Regions from separate parts of the Homo sapiens genome. Here region 2 is linked to region 1. A link is a loop called in an ENCODE intact Hi-C map of the cell type or tissue named here. Cell type or tissue: PC-9. All regions are shown on one strand.

Region 1 (4,000 bases):
CACACTAATGTCATAATATCCGTCTACATGGAAGCCTGGTATAGACATGCAGCATTAGTCATAGAATCCCATAGAAGCTCATCAGTGCCTCCAGCTGAATCTCCCTCTTTGTTCTGATTTAAATAAAGCCTTTCTTTAAGAGCTCTTCTCAAAGCAATCCGATGAAATGCTACGAAGTATACCAAATCCAATTACTTTCTGCATTCTTGCCTAGTATTTGGAAAAACCAATCCTCCCTAAGCCACTAAACTCATTCAAAAAGCATGCCAAGGTGACCACATTAAAGGAAGTGGAATTTTAACGAAAGTCTTGACACCCACAAAGTACTAATGAGAGGGCAGGGTTGGCCTCTCAGTCAAGAGTCTCAAGTTTGCCCAGAATATTAACAGACATTCTTTATTTTGAGGCAAATGGCTCTCTCACAATGACAGAGACGGTCTGCTAATGCATGATTCAGGTGCTTTGTCACAGAATGAGTCAGCAGGATGGTTAATAAGTACCACAGTAGTATACAATACGAACATAACTGGTTTTCAGTATGTCCTCTATTTTTTTCTGGCTCAGAAGCTAATATATGGTGCACTACAGTGATGTTTTCTACCTCTCACCAAGTGAAGTTCATTAGCCTGGGTGGGCAAATAGCATCAGGGATGCTATGGAAGCCACAGGTGAGAAGTGGAGGAGGGAGTCTCAAACAGATAGTGCTCTCTCCCTGTGCAGTCCAACTCTCTTACCCAAAACATGGACGGTAATGCTCAAGACAAGTACATTCATTTCCTATCATGCATAACAAATGAAAAACAAACTTAGTGGCTTAGAACGACATACATTTATTAACTCACCGTTTTGTGGGGCTTTAGCTGGGTCCTCTGCAATCAAGGCAGGAGCAGTGGTCTCATCATAGGACTCAAGGACTTCTTCCAAGCTCATTCAGGTTGTTGGCAGAGTTTAGTTCCTTGCGGTTGGAGAACTGAGGCTCTCAACCTAGAGACCACCCATTCCATAGCTTGTTTACAGTATGGTTGTTTGTTTCTTCAAAATCATCAGAAGAGACATCCTGCTTCAGGTCTCATCTTCCAGAAGGTCTGGACCCTTTTTTAAAGGGCTCCTCTGGGTAGGTCAAGCCCACCCAGGATAATCTCCCTTTTGATTAGCTCAAAGACAACTGCTAAGGGACCTTCATTACATCTGCAAAATCCCTTCACGTTTGCCATACTTTATTATCTAGAAGCAAGTCCCAGATTCCACCCTCACTCAAGGGGAGAGAACTACACCACAGTGTGGATACCGGGGGGTGAGAATCATGGGCATCATCTTAGAATTCTGCCTCCCACAACAGCATTGTGAATGTTGAAGTTGATAGCACTGACTGGGAGAGAGTAAAATATATTGGATGTCAGAGTCCATTTCCTATCCAATAGGGTGACAGCTTGGAATAAGTCAAAACTAGCAGAGAGAAACTTGAGACCCATACTAAGCTTTTAACATGGAAGATCTGGTTAAAAAGCAGTTTCTGGAAAAAAGACTTGGGGGTCTTAATTATTTATAAGCACGTAAGAAATGTTTGTATAGTGTGACATTTTTAGGAAAAAAATTGCTCATAATTGCAATTATTGTGTAATACTAAATATATTAATATTCAGATTAAGAAAGAAAACATAAACAGTGGGCTTGGTACTGCATATGCCAAACCACATCTGGAAAGCTTTTTGACAGTTCTGGGCTTGACATTTTAAGCTGAACATTGCTCAAATGAAAGCTTGAGATCAAATCATATGAAAAATGTTTGAAGGAACTATGGATGTTTACAGAAGAAACTGAAGAGGAAACAGAATTGCAGCCATATAAGAGCTGAGGAAGCAGAAATAAGACTAATAGATGAGAGTTATAAGGAAATATATTTCCCCTCAGTATAAGAAATACAGTTCTATTGTTTAGTCATCCACAAAGGAAATGACTCATGGGGAAGGGAACTCATATTCAAGGCTAATCTCATCCATGATGCTCTTGATTCCTTTCCCACCTCCATTTATTATGCCCTTTCTCACCTTTATCTTCACCCAACCTCATTTTCTAGTTGGCAGCCATGCATAGTTTTCTCCCATTATGTACATAAAGCAAAATTCCTCAACCTCATATTCCACTAAGCTACTGGCTCTTTCTCTCATCCTCTTTGAAGACTGACTTTCTGAAAGAGTGGTGTGCACTTGTTATATGCCCTCCATAGCCTTCACCCTCCTATCAGTCCACCCAGTCTGGCTTCTGCTCCCACCAAGCCACACAAATTGGTCTTTGTAAAGTCACTGTGGATAAGTTCAGTGATGCTCTTTGCAGTTTCTCTTACATGACACTGTTGACTAGACTGTCCTTTTTGAAATCGTGTCTTTCCTTGGTTTCTCTGATATCACATTCTCTTGAGACCTCTCTGAGTCCTCTGGCCACTCTTTAAGCCTCCTTTGTGATCTCTCTTTTATATGACGTACACTAATGCTCCACCAGCCTCTGTCTTGGGTCTACTCTATTCTCATTCTACATGGTATCTTTTCTACATGGTATCCTTTTAGTGACTCCCATTGCTCTAACTGCCATTTGTACACTGCGGGACCTTAGTTCTAGTATAGATCTCTGTCTTCTGAAATCCATGTCTCTTTCACCAAAGACCAACTGGACAGCTTCATTGGAAAACTCCCAAGTAACCTGAAACTCAATGAAGTCAAACCCTGATTTATAATGCCCCACTTTGGCCCACCTCCTATACCCTCCTCCTTGGTTTCCCCATGTCAGAGAATTGTTGGCAGGATGTCATTATGGTCCCCACTGTCATTCTTACCAGTTCTCCTTAGTCCATTAGTCTGCAAGTCTTGAAGATATTCCCTTCAGAGCCATCTAATTTTCTCTATTAGATACCACCTTGATTCAAGCCATCATCTTCTGCCTCGATTAATGTAATAGATTTGATTCTAACTGGTACCCTCTTGTGTCTCTCCAAAATTCTCTTTATGTTACAGCCAGAGTGTCTTTTCAAAACTTAAAAAAAAAAGAACCAGACTGTATTCCTATCCCCATTCCTCTATCATTTATATATGTCCAGCCTCCTTAACTTGGCATTCAAGGTCTTTTATGATCTGTTCTCTCTATGCCTCTACAGCCTTACCTCTTGTCATCCCCACATCCCCATTTCCCCATGTTCTGGCCTCCTGCTATATTATACCATTAATGGATCCCTGTGGCAGCAATTAGTCATCCTTCAAAATCCATTCATTCTCCCCCACTTTATAGACACAAGTCACCCAAAGAGAGCCAGGGAGCCTGGGTTCCTAAATGACCACAAGGAAGGACACTTATCTAATCACCTGATGAGACCATGATGTGATCAAGAAATAAGCATTTTATTGTCTTCAGTCTCTCAGATTTGGGAATTGTTTGTTACAGGAGTCAGTCTACATTACTAACATAACTATTCACTTCGGAAATATTAGGTGAAAGAGAAATACACTTCTATAGTCTTTATGTCACTGTATTTGAGGTCTCTGTTACAGCAACTTTACACTAACTAATATGCCCTCTAGGACAAAACTGGATACCCTGTGTACTCACCCTGTCTCAGAACTTACTGCACTGAAATTGTCTCTTTGTCTATACTCCCCCATTAGCTACTGGATAGCAAAGGCTGTTGCCTCTACGTAATTGTACCCACAATACCCAGCATCTCTATCTCCATCATTAGCATCATTGTCAACTTCTATATCATTTATTGAATGATTATCTTGTACCAGGGACTGTTCTAGTACTTTATATAGGTTTATTCATTTATTCCTTAAAGCAACCCTATGAGACTAAGTCTTATTTACCCATTTTATAGAGTGGGAAACTGTGGCCCAGAGAGATTAAGAACCCTCTCCACATCCACGTATCTAGGAAGTGAAAACCAAGATACGGGCCTGCAAGCTTAAACAGTATAGTACAGGTTGTAGGAACTGAATAAGTCTTGCTTGAATTA
Region 2 (4,000 bases), 75 kb after region 1:
GAGATACTCTATCTTAAAAGTAGAGCAGCCTAGCTTTCCAGCTTTAGCTCTTGCCAAACCATCCATGTGGTGGCCAGGCTCCTGTTCAGTTAAGAGGCATTAGAATGAATGAAGAACATAAGGAATACAGTGGATGGAAATCCTGAACAGGATAGAGGGAAAGAGAAAGAAGGCCAAGGACATTCATGACAGGGAGTACTCAAAAGCATGAACTCAAGGTATGAGGAACAGAAGACACCATACAGCCCTTGCTGAAGGTTCAATAATTTCTTTCACATCAGGACAGCAATGCACACATAGGAAACAGGAAATTGTTCAGCCAGACATACTTTACTGGGCAAAATAATGTCTAACTAACTTCACTCTCAGTGATCTTTGACAGTAATTTGAGGAAGGCAAAGGGAAAATTACCAATATCAAATGACAGTACTGTCTGACACCATTCCTCCTTTGGCTGACATTAATCATGAATTGCTTTCCATAAAGTAATTTTTATTTAACAGAGAAAGAAAGCATATGCCACCTTATCTTAGTGTCTTAGTAAACAGTCGTTCTGGGATTCATTTGCATGGAATATAAACTATGTATGGAGCCCTGAACCTGATTTTGATGTTGAAAAAAAGTATAAAGAAGTGTAATATGTGACAAATCAGGGGAAAAGAGAGAGATTGAGAGTGAGACTGATGTGGGGCTGATGGTGATTTTTTTTCTAACTCCCCCTGCTTCATCAGTGGCTATAAATTATCAGCCGAATATACATAGACACTCTTAATGGCCAAAAAGAGTCAGCTCACAGTTCTGCCCTTGTCAAATCATCCAGAAGAAAGCCGTGCCCGTGGATAGGCACAGCCATGTCACATAGCTCCTGTACTCTCAGGGCCTGTGTGACACTGAACCATAGCCTTGGAAATGGCAGCAAGGTCTACTTTGGTCCAGATCCAAGCCCTGGCAGAGACTAAATCTTACATTAAAAGAGTGGGAAGTTGGTGCAGATAGTATTGCAAGACCAGTCTTTAGATAATTAGCCATTGTTAACTCAGGAAAACCAATTCTAGGCATTGAACATGAAGCCATATCTTGAAAGGTAAGTATAAGTTTTTAAAAAATAGGGATGGGCGGGGTCTCACTACGTTGACCAGGCTGGTCTCAAACTCCTGGAATCAAGCAATCCTCCCATCTCAGCCTCCCAAAGTGCTGGGATCACAGGCATGTGCCACCATGCCCAGCTGCAAGTATAACTTTTGTGCCCGGGCCTCCCCGACTGTGAGAGGCAGAGTAATGCCCCACCCAGTCCTGGAAAGATGCCCATGACCTAACATTGAGAACCTGTGAATATGTGACCTTACATGGCAAAAGGAATTTTGTTGATGTTATTAAATAAAGGATGTTGAGATGGAGAGATTATCCTGGATTACCTGTGTATGCCCAATGTATTCACAAGGGTCCTTGTAAAAGCGACACAAGAGGAGTCATAGTCAGAGAGAAGGAGATGTGATGACAGAGGTAGAGGAACAGAGAGAGATGGGAAGATGCTGCTCTGCTGGCTTTAAAGACAGAGGAAGGAACCAATGACTAAGGAATGCAGATGGCCTGTAGAAGCTGGAAAAGGCAAGGAAATGGATCCTCCTTCAGAGCACCCAGAAGGAATGCAGCCCTGCAAACCCATTTTGGACTTCTGACCTTCAGAACTGTAAGATAATAAATTTGTGTTGCTTTAAGCCACTCAGTTTGTGATAATTTGTTACAGCAGAAATTGGAAACTAATATGCCAACAGCCTATGCAGACAAGATAAGTTCCATTTACTCCTGCTCCCCAAGTTAGAATGATTTAAGTCCCATCTCACTTATCAGTAGGAGTCCAGGCTTTGTTGTGAATCCTCTTCACAAACAAAGGGGAAGGCTTACTCCCACAATCTGCCTTGGTTGTTTCCTGCTGACTCAATCCCCTCCTGGTTCCAGGCCACTCCTTCCCTCCACCCTGCTGCTGGCTACACTTCCTCCGGGACTCACTTTGCATTCCTGCTTCATTCCCTTGTATTGCTTTGCCCAAAGCATGATCCTGCTCATCCTCCTTAATTACCAGACTGAAATGCAAGGCTGTTGCCTGCAGTAATAAAAAATAAGAAGAAAGTAATAATAGGTAATAAAAAAAGAAAAGAATAATGAGTAATAATAAAACTACAAATTGAAGAATTTACAACTGTCTTGGGTTGGGTTTCAGAATTCTTGTGCCTGTGGTTTATTAGGGGAGAATGCTCAGGAGAAGAGTAGTGAGGAGAGCAAGATGAGGCAGGGGAAGAAAGTGAGCGATCATGGGCTGTCACTGGGAGTTCAGTTTCAACCTGATCCTGCAGAGCACTCTGAAGTATACATTGCACCAGAGGAGAGTAGCATTTTGAAGGCAAGGAGGCCAACATTTTGTACTGCTGTGTTAGTCACTGACCACAGCCTCTGGGGGGATGGGATGACATGGCATCCCAGATGAGGAGACTTCTATTATGCCCAGGGCAATTCTCCAGAGAAAGGCAGCTATGAGCTGTTAACAGGCAACACTCATAGCAGCTAAGGGACATGGCCCCTTAAAGGGGATCTGGATGGTAATCAAGCACATCCATTACAGTGACCTAAAACAGAGCTCACAGCTAGTCCCTGAAGAGCACCTCTGCCCCTCTCCCTGGCCTCAGCACTGGTTGAAAGAGTTCACCGTATTCTTCACTCCGCCTCCCCCCTACCCCCACCGCCTGCCTTTCCCCTTTCCTTTCCCTTTTCCTTTCCCTTTTCCTTTCCCCTTTCCTTTCCCCTTTCCTTTCCCCTTTCCGCCTTTTTTCCACTGCATCAGTAAAAATGTCCTGGAGCTGTCTCTTCCCTGGAGTCAGAGGTGCCAGAAGACCTTTCTATTTCTCCCTTAAAGACATCACCCAAAGATTGGGTTTCAGTTTGAGGATTTTCCAAGATGATTGACGACCCCCATTCCCCAATCTTGGTGCTAAGATTCCCAAGAAGACATTGGAACACAATAGCCCAACATCAGTACATTTTTCCAAGTCTGACAAAAAATTGAGTAATATGCATGTATGGCACCAACAGTCCAATCTATATTGAACCAAGGTGATTAGCTGAGCTCAATTCCCACAACCTTTCACTCCTTGAGAAGGTGAAGATTAGTCCTCCCTTTCATTCCCGCCATCCACAAACACCTCCATGAGAACAAGTAATAACATGTAGGTATTGAAATCTATAAATCCCTTCTTAGGGAAGAAACATCACCCAGAAGTGTTATTCACATTGCAGGTGGCAACCCATTAGTGGTGCTGAGAAAAAAAATAATGAAAAAGAGTAGAATAGAATATATCAGAGTTCATTTCAAATAATAAATGTACATATTATTTCACAGAACAAACATTTGTTTCAGTTATATCTATCATACATGTATATTCAAATATTTGTATGTTTTGAGTCATGCTGTATTTCTTACTATTGGCAGGAGTCAAAAAAAGTTGAGAAAAACCCCACTGATTTAAACACTTTTGACTACATGGATAACTGCTTTCATATACATCCAGCACAGTTTGGTTACTTGATGTCACTGGAGGCTCAGAAATCTCTATGTTCTGCTGTAGATCTTTGCTTCATGTCTAGGAAAGGGAAAAACCTGTTTGGGTATTTGTTTTATCCAAAACAAATGAACCTTCAACCCCATTCTGTATTCCAAAGGCGAACTGAACTCTACTTATCTAAGAAGCCAGCCTAAAGCTTTGAAATTATAACACTATGAAATGAAGTGGGTAGAACTGTGTCCCCTAAAAAGATATGTGCAAATCCTAACCACCAGTACCTGTGAATGTGACCTTATTTGGAAATAGGGTCTTTGCAGGCGTAATCAAGTTAAAATGAGGTCACACTGGATTGGAGCAGGGACCGATATCCTTATAGTAAGAGGAAAATTTGGAAACAAGAGACACCCAGGGTGAATGCCATACGACAACAGAGGCAGAGATTG

What was found. Peaks named below come from ENCODE experiments on the same cell type or tissue, not always from the same donor. Only the 100,000 strongest peaks of a DNase experiment are listed, where the experiment ranks them.
Region 2: it touches region 1 in a loop (4-fold over the local background); 1 of 110 quality-filtered maps calls a loop at or near these places.

What each region holds. Positions count from the first base shown.
Region 1 is chrX:16,020,713-16,024,712 of GRCh38, reverse strand. No RefSeq gene overlaps it. Among named protein-coding and RNA genes, the nearest start is that of GRPR, 100 kb to the left of the region's middle. In PC-9, no CTCF peak of the experiment used is centred here; no DNase peak of the experiment used is centred here; H3K27ac peaks cover 1,933 bases.
Region 2 is chrX:15,945,775-15,949,774 of GRCh38, reverse strand. No RefSeq gene overlaps it. Among named protein-coding and RNA genes, the nearest start is that of AP1S2, 93 kb to the right of the region's middle. In PC-9, no CTCF peak of the experiment used is centred here; no DNase peak of the experiment used is centred here; H3K27ac peaks cover 844 bases.